Linked DNA regions of Homo sapiens: region 2 is linked to region 1. Evidence: read pairs that join two places in POLR2A ChIA-PET (ENCODE). Cell type or tissue: HepG2. All regions are shown on one strand.

What was found. Peaks named below come from ENCODE experiments on the same cell type or tissue, not always from the same donor. Only the 100,000 strongest peaks of a DNase experiment are listed, where the experiment ranks them.
Region 2: POLR2A ChIA-PET joins it to region 1 with 9 read pairs; 1 of 35 experiments calls an interaction of 5 or more read pairs at or near these places.

Annotation. Positions count from the first base shown.
Region 1 is chr20:5,020,746-5,028,745 of GRCh38, forward strand. No RefSeq gene overlaps it. Among named protein-coding and RNA genes, the nearest start is that of SLC23A2, 23 kb to the left of the region's middle. RefSeq lists an enhancer at 7,422-7,951. In HepG2, no CTCF peak of the experiment used is centred here; DNase peaks (open chromatin) are centred at 2,646 and 4,436; H3K4me3 peaks cover 137 bases.
Region 2 is chr20:3,655,304-3,663,303 of GRCh38, forward strand. It overlaps GFRA4 (GDNF family receptor alpha 4), which reads right to left. Exons shown (of 6, transcript NM_022139.4): 2 at 5,641-5,986; 3 at 5,452-5,561; 4 at 5,223-5,357; 5 at 4,855-4,946; 6 at 3,945-4,686. The coding sequence ends at 4,606. Among named protein-coding and RNA genes, the nearest start is that of GFRA4, 4.1 kb to the right of the region's middle. RefSeq lists an enhancer at 3,780-3,939 and silencers at 5,472-5,521, 5,612-5,721. In HepG2, a CTCF peak has its summit at 4,912 (motif pointing left); DNase peaks (open chromatin) are centred at 3,688 and 4,891; H3K4me3 peaks cover 1,737 bases; H3K27me3 peaks cover 2,074 bases.

The DNA.
Region 1 (8,000 bases):
ATCAAATGGAGCAGGATGGCAGTGAATACAGGTGGGTACCATGTTTGGTGAAGCATCAGGGAAGGCCTCTCTAAGGAGGCACCTTGGTCCTGGGACCAAGAAGAGGCAGGTGTGCAAAGACCTTGAAACAGAGCAGAGGGAAGCATGAGTCAGAAAGCCCTAAGGAGGAAACGCAAGGTTCCCAGCCCGGTGCCATGTGCTTTACACAAAACTTTTCCTTTTCCTGCTAGTAAATCCCGTCCTTTCCGGGAGTTAATACTCCCTTTCAATCTTGGCTCCTCTCTGCTTCCTGCAGGTGGGGCACCACAGTAGCTGCCCAGAGCCTGGGAGGGTCAGCCATAACCCAGCTCCGAAGGTACAATAACCACCCTTTTTTGAGTGTTACTATACTCAAACATAGAGCATGAGTGTTACTACACTCAAACATAGAGCACGAAGGCCTTAGGCCAACAAGAAGTTGTGGCCAGTGGGTCAAAGCCCAAGAACAGTCTTCAATACTATTAATATTTAATTTTTTTGTTGAAGCTCAATTTATGCATCTGGATGAATTTCTATCCCTGTATACACCCATGAGACCACCACCGTGTTCAACATATAGTGTTTCCATCACTCGAGAAATTTTCCTCATGCCTCTTCCCAGTTAGTACCCTCCTGAGAAGGTGGTCATTTTTTTTTTTACACTTTTCTCCATAGTTTTGTGTTTGTTTGTTTGTTTGTTTTGAGACAGAGTATCACTCCGTCACCCGTGGGCAGATCACGAGGTCAGGAGTTCAAGACCAGCCTGGCTAACATGGTGAAACCCCGTCTCTACTAAAAATACAAAAATTAACTGGGGCTGGGTGAGGTGGCTCAGGCCTGTAATCCCAGCACTTTGGGAGGCCAAGGTGGGTGGATCACGAGGTCAGGAGATGGAGACCATCCTGGCCAACATGGTGAAACCCCATCTCTACTAAAAAAATACAAAAATTAGCTGGGCGTGGTGGTGCATGCGCCTTTAGTCCCAGCTACTCGGGAGGGCGAGGCAGGAGAATCGCTTGAACCCAGGAGGCAGAGGTTGCAGTGACCCAAGATCATGCCATTGCATTCCAGCCTGGGCAACAGACCCAGATTCTGTCTCAAAAAATAAAATTAAATTAAAAAAAGAACAAAGACATTCTCCTATGCAACGGCAGTATCACACACAGGAAATTTATCATTGTTAAATTAGCACTGGTCTCTAATATTCAGTCTACATTCAAATTTCTCCAATTGTCCCAATAATGTCCTTTGTAGATTTTTTTCTTTTCTTTTCTTTTTTTTTTTTTTTTGAGACGGACTCTTGCTCTGTCGCCCAGGCTGGAGTGCAGTGGCGCAATTTGGGCTCACTGCAAGCTCCGCCTCCCGGGTTCATGCCATTCTCCTGCCTCACCCTCCCAAGTAGCTGGGACTACAGGTGTCCGCCACCATGCCCGGCTAATTTTTTGTATTTTTAGTAGAGACAGGGTTTCACCGTGTTAGCCAGGATGGTCTCGATCTCCTGACCTTGTGATCTGCCCACCCGGGCCTCCCAAAGTGCTGGGATTACAGGTGTGAGCCACCGTGCCTGGCCGATTTGTTTTCTTTTTGGTCCTGAGTCCAATCAAAGATCGCCTGTTACATTTAGTTGCTATGTCTCTTTAATATCTTTTAATCTGGGCAGTTTCCTTACCTCTCTTTTTTTTTTTTTTTTTTTTTTTTTTTTTTTTGAGACAGGATCTTGCTCTGTTGCCCTGGTTGGAGTTCAGTGGTGCAATTTTGGCTCACTGCAACCTCTGCCTCCCAGGCTCAAGTGATTCTCCTACCTCAGCCTCCCAAGTAGCTGGGACCACAAGCACACGTGCCACCATGCCTAGCTAATTTTGTGTTTTTTGTAGAGATGAGGTTTTGCCAAATTGCCCAGGCTGGTCTGGAACTCATGAGGTCAGCCTGCCTCAGCCTCTCGAAGTGCTGGGGTTACAGGCATGAGCCACCATGCCAGGCCACCTCTTTTTGATGTTGATGTGTCTGAAAACTCCAGGTAACTTATTCTGCAGAATGTCGTTCAATTTGGGTTTGTTAATGTTTACTCATCATGATCTAGATTAAATATTTATGACAGGAATCAAGGATGTGATGTCATATCCTTCCCAGTGAATCGTATCAGGAAAAATTATTGTTGTTTTGTTTCATTATTATTATTTTAGAGACAGGGTCTCTCTCTGTCACTCAAGCTAGGTTGCAGTGGCACAGTCACAACTCACTGCAATGTGTATGTTGTTCGTTTGTTTCTTTGTCTTATTTATTCATCTTTTTTTTTTTTTTTTTTTGGAGACAGAGTCTCACTCTGTTGCCCAGGCTGGAGTGCAGTGGTGCGATCTCAGCTCACTGCAACCTCCACTTCCCAGGTTCAAGCGATTCTCCTGCCTCAGCCTCCCAGTAGCTGGGATTACAGGTGCGTGCCACCATGCCCAGCTAATTTTTGTATTTTTACTAGAGATGGGGTTTTGCCATGTTGGCCAGTCTGGTCTTACTGACTTCAGGTGATCCGCCCACCTCAACCTACCAAAGTGTTAGGATTACAGGCGTGAGCCACTGCGCCCAGGCTTTATCTTTATTTATTTATTTTTAGAGATGGGGTCTGACTCACCCAGGCTGGCCTTGAACTCCTGGGCTCAAGCAATCCTCCTGCCTAGGCCTCCCAAAGTGCTGGATTACAGGAATGAGCCACCACACCCTGCTTTGTCTCATTATTGATGATGCAAGGCAATTACTTTTTTTATTTTGATAAGATATATCATTTTAACCTTTTTTTTTTTTTTTTTGAGACTGAGTTTCACTCTTGTTGCCAGGCTAGAGTGCAGTGGCGCGATCTCGGCTCACTGCAACCTCCACCTCCCAGGTTTAAGCGATTCTCCTGCCTCAGTCTCCCGAGTAGCTGGGATTACAGGCACCCATCACCATGCCCAACTAATTTTTTGTATTTTAAGTAGAAACCAGGTTTCTCCATGTTGTACGGGCTGGTCTTGAACTCCTGGCCTCAGGCGATCCACCTGCCTCGGCCTCCCAAAGTGCTGGGACTACAGGCATGAGCCACCGTGCCCGGCCCATTTTAACTATTTTTAAATGTACAGTTCTGTGGTGTTAAGAACATTCACATTGTGATGCAACAATCACCACCATCCATCTCCAGAACACGTTCATCTTCCCCAGCTGAAATTCTACCCATGACACATTAACTCCCCATGTTCTCTCCCCACCAGTCCCTGGCAAGCCCCTTCTACTGTCTCTATGAATTTGATGACTCTAGGCACCTCATACAAGTGGAATCATATAATATTTGTCTTTTTGTAAATGGATGATTTCACTTAGCGCAACGTCCTCAAGCTTCATCTGTATTGGAGCACGTTCCTTGCCTTTTAAGGCTGAATAATATTCCACTGTATGCATATATCATATTTCATCAATGTGTCCATCGATGGACACTTGGGTTGCTGTCACCCCTTGGCTATGCTGCTGTGAATGTGGGTGTACGCATATCTCTGAAAGACCTTGTTTTCACTTTTTTGGGGCATGTACCCAGAAGTGGAATTGCTGACTCATATAGCAGTTCTATATTTAGATTTTTGAGGAATTGCCGTACCATTTTCTGCAGCAGCTGCACCATTTTATGTTCCCATCAGCAATGCACAAGGGGTTCAATTTCTCCCCATTCTTGCCAACACTTATTTTTCTATTTTCTATAATAGCTAGCCTAGTGTGTGTGAAGTAGCATCTCATTGTGGTTTTGATTTGAATTTCCCTAATGATTAGTAACGATGACCATCTCCTTATGTGCTTGTTGTCCATTTCTGTATCTTCTTCTTTTTTTTTTTTTTTTTTTTAATTTTGAGACAGGGTCTCACTTTGTCGCCCAGGCTAGAGTGCAGTGGTTTGATCTCGGCTCATTGCAACCTCTGCCTCCAGGGTTCAAGAGATTCTCCCACCTCAGCCTCCCTGGTAGCTGGGACTATAGGCATGCGCCACCATGCCCAGCTAATTTTTGTATTTTTAGTAGAGACAGGGTTTCACCATGTTGGGCAGGCTGGTTTCGAACTCCTGACCTCAAGTGATCTGCCCGCCTTGGCCTCCCAGAGTGCTGGGATTATAGGCATGAGCCACCGTGCCCAGCCATTTTTCTATCTTCTTTAAAGAAACACTGGCCAGGCACGGTGGCTCACACATGTAATCCCAGCACTTTGGGAGGCTGAGGCAGGCAGATTGCTTGAGCCCAGGAGGTTTGAGACTAGCCTTGGTAACGCGGTGAAACTTCTTCTCTATACAAAATACAAAAACTAGCTGGGTGTAGTGTGTGCCTGAAGTCCCAGCTACTAGGGAAGCTGAGATGGGAGGACTGGTTGAGTCCGGGAGATAGAGGCTGCAGCAAGCTGTGATTGCGCCACTGTACTCCAGCCTGGGTGACAGAGTGAGGCCTTGTCTCAAAATAAATAAATAAATAAAAATAAAGAAACATCTGTTCAAGGCTTTGCTTTTTTTTTTTTTTTTTTTTTTTTGAGACTGGCCTGGCCTTGTTGTGTTGCCCAGGCTGGCCTCAAACTCCTGGGCTCAAGCAATCCTCAGCTTCCCAAGTAGGTGGGACTACAGGCGCATACCACCATGCCTGGCTTCTTTTCTTTGTCTACTTTTGAATTGGATTGTTTGTTTGGTTGTTGAATTGTAGGATTTCTTTATATATACTGGATATTAATATTTTATCAAATACATGTTTTGCAACTATTTTCTTCCATTCTGTGAGTTGTCTTTTCACTGTCTTGTCTCTTGTTGTGTGGTTTTAAAAATTTTTTTAGGCCGGACACGGTGGTTCACACCTGTAATCCCAGAATTTTGGGAGGCCGAGGCGTGCAAATCACAAGGTCAGGAGTTCGAAACCAGCCTGGACAACATGGTGAAACCCCATCTACTAAAAATACAAAAAATTAGCTGGGTGTAGTGGCGGGCACCTGTAATCCCAGCTACCTGGGAGACTGAGGCAGGAGAATTGCTTGAACCCAGGAGGCGGAGCTTGCAGTGAGCCGAGATCACACTGCTGCACTCCAGCTCGGGCGACAGAGTGAGACTCCGTCTCAAAAAAAAAAAATGTTTTTTAGAGACGGAGTCTCTGTCGCCCAGGCTGGAGTGCAGTGGTGTGTGATCATGGCTCACTGCAGCCTGGTTGAACTCCTGGGCTCAAGCGATCCTCCCACCTCTAGTTGTTTTCTTTTCTTTTCTTTTCTTTTCTTTTCTTTTCTTTTCTTTTCTTTCCTTTTCTTTTCTTTTCTTTTCTTTTCTTTTTTAGATGAGGTCTTGCTCTGTCACCTAGGCTGAAGTGCAGTGGCATGATCCCGGCTCCCTGCAGCCTTGACCTCCTGGGCTCAAGCGATCTTCCTGCCTTACCCTCTGGAGTAGCTGGCACTACAGCCATGTGCTACCATGCCTGGCTAATATATATATATACACACACACATATATATATGTATATATGTATATATATGTATATATGTATATATATGTGTATATATATATGTGTGTATATATATGTATATGTATATAATATTTTTTAGTTTTTGTAGAGATGAGGGTTTGACTAGGCCCATCTGGAACCCCTGGGCTCAAGTGATCCTCCCACCTCAGCCTCCCAAAGTGCTGGGATTGCAAGTGTGAGCCACCGTGACCAGCCTCACCCTCTCTCTTTTTTTTTTTTTCTGAGACACAGCCTCAAGAAGTCCTGAGAACATGTGCCTTCTGGCCCCACTCTCTTGATAGTGTTTTTTGATGTACAAAACTTTTTAATTTTGATGAAGTCCAGTTTATCTATTTTTCTTTCGTTACCTATACTTTTAGAGTCCTATCTATGAAATTATTGCCGAATCTAACGTCATAAAGATTTTTTTCTAAGTGTTTCATAGTTTTAACTGTTATGTTTAGGTCTTTGATCCATTTTGGGTAATATTTTTGTATATGGTGTTAGGTAAGGATGCAACTTCCTTCTTTTGCATGTGGATATCCAGTTTTCCCAGCACTATTTGTTGAAGAAACTGTCTTTTCTACATTAAAAGGTAGTGGCTCCTTTGTTGAAAATCAATTGATCGGCTCTCTCTCTCCCTCTCCCTCTCCCTCTCCCTCTCCCTCTCCCTCTCCCTCACCCCACGGTCTCCCTCTCATGCGGAGCCGAAGCTGGACTGTACTGCTGCCATCTCGGCTCACTGCAACCTCCCTGCCTGATTCTCCTGCCTCAGTCTGCCGAATGCCTGCGATTGCAGGCACGCGCCGCCACGCCTGACTGGTTTTGGTGGAGACGGGGTTTCGCTGTGTTGGCCGGGCCGGTCTCCAGCCCCTAACCGCGAGTGATCTGCCAACCTCGGCCTCCCGAGGTGCCGGGATTGCAGACGGAGTCTCGTTCACTCAGTGCTCAATGGTGCCCAGGCTGGAGTGCAGTGGCGTGATCTCGGCTCACTACAACCTACACCTCCCAGCTGCCTGCCTTGGCCTCCCAAAGTGCCGAGATTGCAGCCTCTGCCCGGCCGCCACCCCGTCTGGGAAGTGAGGAGCGTCTCTGCCTGGCCGTCCATCGTCTGGGATGTGAGGAGCCCCTCTGCCTGGCTGCCCAGTCTGGAAAGTGAGGAGCGTCTCCGCCCGGCCGCCATCCCATCTAGGAAGTGAGGAGCGCCTCTGCCCCGCCGCCCCATCTGGGATGTGAGGAGCACCTCTGCCCGGCCGAGACCCCGTCTGGGAGGTGAGGAGCGTCTCTGCCCGGCCGCCCCGTCTGAGAAGTGAGGAGACCCTCTGCCTGGCAACCACCCCGTCTGAGAAGTGAGGAGCCCCTCCGCCCGGCAGCTGCCCCGTCTGAGAAGTGAGGAGCCTCTCCGCCCGGCAGCCACCCCATCTGGGAAGTGAGGAGCGTCTCCGCCCGGCAGCCACCCCGTCCGGGAGGGAGGTGGGGGGGGGTCAGCCCCCGCCCGGCCAGCCGCCCCATCCGGGAGGGAGGTGGGGGGTCAGCACCCCCGCCTGGCCAGCCGCCCCGTCCGGGAGGGAGGTGGGGGGTCAGCCCCCCGCCCGGCCAGCCGCCCCGTCCGGGAGGTGAGGGGCGCCTCGGCCCGGCCGCCCCTACTGGGAAGTGAGGAGCCCCTCAGCCCGGCCACCACCCCATCTGGGAAGTGAGGAGCGTCTCCGCCCGGCAGCCACCCCGTCCGGGAGGGAGATGGGGGGGTCAGCCCCCCGCCCGGCCAGCCGCCCCCTCCGGGAGGGAGGTGGGGGGGGTCAGCCCCCCTGCCCGGCCAGCCGCCCCGTCCGGGAGGTGAGGGGCGCCTCTGCCCGGCCGCCCCTACTGGGAAGTGAGTAGCCCCTCTGCCCGGCCACCACCCCGTCTGGGAGGTGTGCCCAACAGCTCATTGAGAACGGGCCAGGATGACAATGGCGGCTTTGTGGAATAGAAAGGCGGGAAAGGTGGGGAAAAGATTGAGAAATCGGATGGTTGCCGTGTCTGTGTAGAAAGAAGTAGACATGGGAGACTTTTCATTTTGTTCTGCACTAAGAAAAATTCCTCTGCCTTGGGATCCTGTTGATCTGTGACCTTACCCCCAACCCTGTGCTCTCTGAAACATGTGCTGTGTCCACTCAGGGTTAAATGGATTAAGGGCGGTGCAAGATGTGCTTTGTTAAACAGATGCTTGAAGGCAGCAGGCTTGTTAAGAGTCATCACCAATCCCTAATCTCAAGTAATCAGGGACACAAACACTGCGGAAGGCCTCAGGGTCCTCTGCCTAGGAAAACCAGAGACCTTTGTTCACTTGTTTATCTGCTGACCTTCCCTCCACTATTGTCCCATGACCCTGCCAAATCCCCCTCTGTGAGAAACACCCAAGAATTATCAATAAAAAAATAAATTAAAAAAAAAAAAAAGAAAAAAAAAGAAAATCAATTGATCATAAATACAAGGGTTTATTTTGGGGCTCTCTATTGTCTTCTGT
Region 2 (8,000 bases), 1.4 Mb before region 1:
GCCACAGCTGGACTCAGCCTTGAGGCTTGGCCAGACTTAACACCGTGTATAAACCAGGACCTTTTTAGGTAGAGTAATGGAAACCAAACTCTAATGATCTTAGACAGTGCTATTAGTCTCCTGGAGCTGCCAGAACAAATTACCGCAACTTCAGTGTCTTGAAACAAGAGAAACTGATTCTCACAGTTCTGGAGACCAGAAGTCTGAAATGCAGGTGTTGCCAGGGCTGTAGTCTCTGGAGACTCTAGGGGAATCTGTGCCTACCTCCTCCAGCTTCCAGTGGCTCCTGACATTCCTTGGCTTGTGGCTGCATCACCCCAATCCCTATCTCTGTCTTCCCCTGGTCTTTTGCTCAAAATGTCTGTGTTTAGTTTCCCTGTAGACACCTCTGCATCACTCTCATGAGATGCAGAGGTGCGACATACAGGTGTTGAGAGCCCACTTAGATAATCCAGGATAAGCTCCTCTCAAGATCTGTAACTTGGCTGGGTGCAGTGTCTCACGCCTGTAATCCCAGCACTTTGGGAGGCCAAGGCGGGAGGTTCACTTGAGGTCAGGAGTTGGAGAACAGCCTGGGCACCATGGGGAGACCCTGTCTCTACTAAAAATAGCCAGGCGTGGTGGCACACACCTGTGGTCCCAGCTACTCAGGAGGCTGAGGTAGGAGGATTGCTTGAGCCTGGGAGTTTGAGGCTGCAGTGGGCTATGACTGCACCACTGAATTCCAGCTTGGGTGACAGAGTGAGACTGTCAAAAAAAAAAAAAAAAACATAAAACATAACTTAAATCACATCTCTTGCCACAGAAAGTAATACTCTTTTGCCTACATATAAGGTAATATTTACAGGATCCAGGGGTTAGGATGTGGACATATCTTTGGGACCACTGACAGCCATGAAGCAATCTCATAATTTTCAAATAGGTTCTGTCCTTTTTATCTTTCCAGTCTTTTGGAAAGCATATGCCTATATTTTCAATCCACAATTCTATTTTTATTTGAGGTCATTTCATTTCTGGTTTTTATTTTTTATTGAGACAGGGTCTCACTCTGTCACAGGCTGGAATACACTAGCACAATCATGGCTCACTGCAGCCAACTTCTGGGCTGAAGTGATCCTCCAGCCTCAGCCTCCTGAGTAGCTGGAACTACAGACACACATCACCATGCCTGGCTGATTCATTTTTTAATTTTTTCTAGAGACAGGCTCTATGTTGCCCAGGCTGGTCTCAAACTCCTGGCCCCATGCAAACCTCCCGCTTCGGCCTCCCAATGTGCTGGGATTATAGGAGTAAGCCGCCTTACCCAGCCTCCAGTTTTATTGTGTTTTGTTTTGTTTTGTTTGAGACAGAGTCACGCTCTGTCACCAGGCTGGAGTGCAGTGGCACGATCTCGGCTCACTGCAACCTCTGCCTTGCGGGTTCAAGCGATTCTCCTGCCTCAGCCTCCCGAGTAGCTCGGATTATAGGCATGCACCACCACGCCTGGCTAAATTTTTGTATTTTTAGTAGAGACGGGGTTTCACCATGTTGGTGAACACAAAGTATTTGAGAGCTGGTTTAATATACAGCCAGCTTTCCAGAAATGCAACTACTGTGTTCATCAAGGGAAAACTGAACTTCGTTTTCCTTAAAACTTATCACCAGCTGGTCATCATTTTGACAAATTCTGTCAACAACAGCCATGTCATTCCTGGCATCTGTATTGGTCACATCTGAACGACACACGCCCTGCATGCAGCCCTGCAGGTACTGGCTGTATAACACGCCTGGCAAGAATTCCCTTCCACCCTGTGTCCCGGAAACAAGAAAGTGATTGTGATCCGCTCACCTCAGCCTCCCAAAGTGCTGGGATTACAGGCGTGAGCCACTGCACTCGGCTTCCTCCAGTTTTTTTTTTTTTTCAATGCTTATATTTTACTCTAATTAACTGAGTCAAAAATGGAGAATAGTTGAATACACTTTCATGTAAGGCGAATCATTTAGCCGATACTTAACTCTGCATTTGGGCTACCATGCCGCTGTGGTTAGCGGGGCAAGGTGATGAGCCCTGTCTCAACACACACACCCCGCCTCTCCCCAGCCCACTTACACGTGTCCATTCCCACGCAGGTGTGGGGGCCTTAGAGGATTCCCTCTTCTTCGTAAAGTGAGAATGGGCTAGACTCGGCTTCACTGCCCAACAACTCCTTTTTTTCCTTTGGGAAACTGTCCTTCCCATTCCATATAACCTTCATGGGCTGAGATCACTCACCGAGCTACAGGAAGAGGCCCATTACTATGGCCCCATCAGGGTTCTGCCTGGGACAGTCCATAAATGCTGGAAGAGAGAGGTGCCTTTCCCTACTGAGGCTGCTAAAAGGAGACACTGCAAACTGGGGCTGCTGGTGGCAATCTTACACTCTCAGTGAAAGCCTGCCTGGCTGCAGGGGAAACCAATGCACAGACCAGCAGGGGCAACATCATTTGAACCCCTGGAGACAGCTGTGCCTGAAGCCCACATGGCTCAGGCACATGCTCAAGCCACTCTGATTTGCTTGTTACAGTCAAGAGAGTCCTTGGCCGGGCACAGTGGCTCATGCCTGTAATCCCAGCACTTTGGGAGGCCGAGGCAGGCGGATCACCTGAGGTCAGGAGTTCAAGACCAGCCTGACCAACATGGTGAAACCCCGTTTCTACTAAAAATACAAAAATTAGCCGGGCATGGTGGCATGTCCCTGTAATCCCAGTTGTTAGGGAGGCTGAGGTGGGAGAATCGCTTGAACCTGGGAGGTGGAGGTTGCAGTGAGCCAAGATTGCACCACTGCACTCCAGGCTAGCTAACAAAGCGAGGCTCTGACTCAAAAAAAGGGAGTCCTGACTGAAGCTGAGAGGCTGGTGGACAGCTGTCAGCAAGCAGTGTTTGTGGGTCTGATGTGAGCTGCGAAGTCCACACCTGATTTCAGAGCTGGTGGCTCTTTTTCCAATCAGGACAGCTCCAGGCCTGAGTTTTGGTGTGGTCTGTACCTAACCGCTGTGTCTTAGGTCAGGATCTCTAGAAGCCAAGCCCAAGACAGGAGTTCTCAAATGCCATGATTTACTGAGGGAATGCCTTTGGGGGAACCTGCCAGTGAGGAGAGCTGGAGGAGGCGGGCAGGGGCGGGAGCTGAGCCAGGTGGGGGTCCCTGCTGGAGTCTAGCCTCAGCTTGACCCCACAGGGGCTCTGGAGCAGGAACAGCACACTGCATTGTCCCTTGAGGCAGTCACTGGCTGCAGTTGCCTCTGGGAGCAGAGTAAAAGTGGACAGGCATTTCTGGGAGTACAATTCCCTAGAGAAGGGGACAGCTCTGAGCTGTGTTACCAGCCACCATTTCCAGGGGCTGGGGGATGCGCTGCACTGGCCCAGAGAGGTCTCTGAGCAAGGCCCCCACAACCTCCACTTCAACCTCCTGCCAAACCTCAAGCAGATTGAGAAGGAGCCGCTAGAGACACAGGAACCCTTTCCTCATCAGAAGTCTCCAAGCTTTGGAGGAAGAAGGAGGCAGGCAGGAGGCGGGAGGATCGTTTCACCCCAGGGGTTCAGGGCTGCAGTGGACTATGATCATGCCACTGCACTACTGCCTGGTGACAGAGTGAGACCCTGTCTCAAAAACAAACAGACAAAAAAAATCAATGCTCTTAGCATCTGCTGGGTCCACATTGGGCAGTGTGTGTGACGTGGTCCAGCTGCAAGGGAGGCTGGGAAATGCAGTTTCATTATCTGAGTACTAGTGGAGAAAGAAGAGACGAAAGCAATGAGAATCCCTGCCATGAGGAAGTGAGAGCTGATTCATTTCAGCTTCCTTAGGTGAGGTGATGGGGCCCAGACAGGTTCTGAGGCCACTGGAGGTCACACAGGCCAGCAGGGATACACCCAGTGGTAGACCCTGGTCTCCAGGCTCCCAGGACACAGACCACATAAAAGCAAGGTCAGTCTCAGCACACAGATTTAATAAGCACTGTATGTTATTCCTACAGCTGCAGGAAACCAGGGGGAAGATGGCCACAGGGCCAATGCCAGGCAGGGCACAGGGTGGGGCCCCTCAAGCAGCATATGGGGAACAGGAAAGACTCTGCCAGCATGGTCATGGCGCACAGGTGGCTACAATGGTGGGTAATGCCCAGTTGGGAGGATGCAGTGTTAGACGGGGTCTTGTCCGATGGATTCCTTAGGGGGTTATATGCTTGGGAGGCTGATACAATTTCCTAGAATTCTGGGATTCTGGATGGTCTCTGACCTGCTCTAGGGGATCTGGGTCTCCAGAGAGGTCTCAGCTACAAAAGTGACCCTCTCCTGACCCCACCTTGTGGGAGACCCCAGTGGTCTCAAGGTCTGTGAATAAAGGGACTTACAACCAAGATGCCTCCTGACAGGGAGACGGGGGCTTTACAGTCAGGCCCCAGCCTACATCCCTTGCCCCAGGGGACGGCACACAGGGTGTCCAAACCTACAAAGGGCAGCGGAGTGAAAGCACCAGGGCCGGCTTGGGGGGTAAGCCAGCCCCTTCTCAAGGGGCCAGTAGGCCACAGAGGCGGCCCAGGCAGGCAGGGTGGAGTAGCTGGCTGTGCTATCCGAGGTCGCTGTCCTAATCAGAGCAGGGCCGGGAGAGCCAGGACAGGAAGTATGGAGAGCAGGGAGCGTCTCTCCAGGGCCCTGCCTGTGGAGGACACCTTGGGGGTGGGAGCCAAGTGCAGACTTGAGGCAAAAGCCTGTCTCTGCCCTCTGCCTGCACCCCCACCCCAGGCCCTTCATGCCTCCACCCAGGCCCACCAGGGACGGAAGGGTGTGAAGGTGACAGTGGGGGAGGTGCCAGCTCACCCTCCCCTCCCTGCACCTACCTGCAGGAGGCTGTGCTCCGGGTCTCCCTGGGGGTTCAGCTGGTCCAGCAGGACTGGGGGCCACCCGCTGGCAAAGGCCTGAATGGCACCATCTATGGAGGGAGGGGTCCAGGGTGGACTTAGCTGGGAAACCCTAGCACAGGGCTCAGCACAGGGGACAAAGTGAGAGACCCCCTGCTGCAAAGACTGGCTCCTTGGACAGAAGGTGTGTGGTGAGGAATAACAAAATAATAAGCACAGCTGTGACAGAGTGACTCAACTGTACAGTCTTCCATTCTCCCCTCTAAAATGGCTCCCAGCCAGGCGGCTTGGGAGGGGGCAGTAAGCGCCGCCCCCACTCCCCCTCCACTCCCCCCCGGGCCCCTCACCCAAGCAGCGGTTCCTGGTAAAGAGCCCCCGGAAGGCTTCGCAGTCCTCACGCCGGTTCCCGCTGGCTCCGCAGTCGCACCAGGGCGCCACGCGCGCGCTCACGTTGTCCACGTAGTTAGGGGTGACGGCGGTGCCTGCGGGGACCCTGAGGGCGAAGTCATCGGCCCACCCGGGCGGAGATATCCCCTGGAGAACCCCCGCCCTCGCCCGGATCCCGGCCGCGCGTACCCACGAGGCCCGCGTAGGCGCGCAGGCAGCGGGCGCCCTGGTCCAGCAGGCAGCCGTCGGGGGCGCTGGGCGCTGGGGTGCACGAGACCTGAAAGGCCAGGAGGCGAGGCCTGCGCGGCGGGAGGGCGGTGAGCCGGAGAGAGGCCCCGTCCCCACCCTCGCCACGGCCCCGCCGCCGCCCGCGCGCACCTGCAGACCCGGCTGCGCTCGCAGAAGTTTAAGGGCTCAAGGCAGGAGGGCGGCGCGGGGCCGGGCCCCGAAAAGGCGCAGGAGGGCACGAAGGTCTGGCGCCGACGCTCGGCGCACGCGGGGCCCGCGCACGGGCAGAAGAGCAGTGCGTGGGTGAGCGCGGGCGGCCCGCGGGCGAAGAAGCGGCGCAGGGCCCGGCGGCAGCGGGCGCGGGGACAGCCCCCCTGCGCAGCCCGGCCCAGGCACTGCGCCACATACTCGGAGCGCAAACGCTGGCACCGCGCGTCCGCCGTGCAGGCTTCGGCCGCGTCCACACATCGGTTCCCTCCGACCGAGCTCGCCGACCCTGGGAAAGGCGCGGGGAGGCTGCAGGTCTCAGTGCGCCCCGCATGCACACTTCACCCAGCCCATCCACGCCCCTGGAAGGTGGGGGACACTGAAAACCCGAGAAAGCATAGAGTGTGGCCCAAAGGCGGGGCCGACTGGCACTGATCGGCTCTCCGTCGTGGGGATGGGCAGCGGCGGGCTCTGGAGGGCTCTGCAACACGTCAGGGATGGAGAGGGAGCATGGAGGCTGAGCCAGGCCTTCCCCAAAAGCTGAAGCCCCTCCTTCCCAAGCATCGCCACCATTTCTCCAGAACGGCCACACACGTCCAAAGACGGGTCCAGGGGCTCCTCCTACACTCAATGGCACTACCTGACGGGGGAACAATGAGGCTTTCTGGGGATCTGGCCAATGGAGACTTTAAAACCAGAGATGGCATAGAAGACAGTGGCTGCTCCTAGTCTCTTAATGACAGGCTGTGACGCCATACCTTTCCTCCTCTACCCCCTCCACCTCGCCGCTTATCCTCCACCATGGAGACCCTTTGGGTGGGTCTATTGATTTCTGTTTCTCCCTCCTTCCTGACCTCCTGCTCCTCCTCCTGCCCCCTGCATGGGTGTCTCCCCTCTCCAGCCCTTCCTGATGCTCCCTTGAGTCGAGGTCATCCTGCCCCATCTGCACTGGCTTCCTCCAGCCCCTCCACCCTTCATCAGCCAGGGGAGAGCGGATTCATGCAAGAGCTCTGGCCACTGAAGAACCCACTGAGTCCTGGCTGCCAGGGTGTGGATTCAGAGAAGTCCCTGACGACACACCGCCGGGCTTTGTCCTGAGCCACAGGACCCAAGGGTTCATCAGTGGTTTTAGTGACCAGGCCCCATGATAGGTGACACCCTGCTGGAGACAGAGAAGGTGCCTGGCACCCCAGTCACACACCAGGGGTTGGGTAGACAGAGGGTGAGCTCTGCCCACATGCCCACAGGCTGTGTCTAAATAGAGCCAGGATAACTGGAAGTTGGGACTTGGCAGCCCCTTCCCAGGATTTGAGTCACAAAAACCAGGCTAATCGAATCCCCCCCAGCCTCCACAAGTTCTCCAGTCTGGAGCATCTCATTCAGACTAGAAGCCTTTCTGGTGCCCAGCCTGAGTGGACGTGCACAGCCTGGCCCCTCATCCATCTCCCTGTGTGTTTGTGCACAGGGGCTACGGGGTGGTATCCCCCCCCCAGGGCTGGGAGCAGGGTGCCTCTCTGGCAATGGCTGTGTCTTTCAGGCTGTGGATTGGACCGCGTGGTGAGAGTGATTCCTGCTGTGACTTCAGCACCTGCCTCTGCAGGAAGGATGAACATAGCTCGAGGGCTTAGAATGGTCCCTGAGTGGAGGGGATAGATGGCAGCGGGGTGAGTCCTCCCTTCCTCCCCTCCCCAAAGGGCACACTTTGCTTTCCTCTCACAGCCTTGCCAGGCACATCCTCAGGTCTCAGCTGCACACACCAGCACCTGATGTTGCCTAAGGGTTTGAACCCACCTCTGCCTGTTGCTTACCTGTCACCCTTGCCCAGAACACCCTTACCCAGTCTCCACCCTCACAGCAGCTCATCTCAGCTGCAAGATCTCCTCCACCTTAAACCTTTACCAGATTCCACTTTCCACACTACACTCGGTAAAGTGACCCCTCCCTCCGCGACATCCATGCAGGGACGGAGCAGTCCAAGAAGGTGGAACAACAGATGAACAACACCGAAGATTCACCAAGGAATCTGTGTGATGGGTAGGAGGGCTGGGGCTGAGGGGAGGGTGAGAGAGTTGGGAGATGGCAGACAATAGGCAAAAGTTCCTGGGGCACGGGTGCCAAGGCTGGACTCGGGAGGGGGATGGCGGTGGTGGCTTGACGGGGCTGGGAGGTGAGGTGCTCAGCACATAGTGGGGTCAATTGCCAGGGGTCCCCAAGCCGTGCGCACAGGCCTCTCACTGGCAACCCTTCCTGTGGTTCAGCTTTTCCTGGAATATCTTGCCCTCCCACCTTGTCACTGAGGAGCA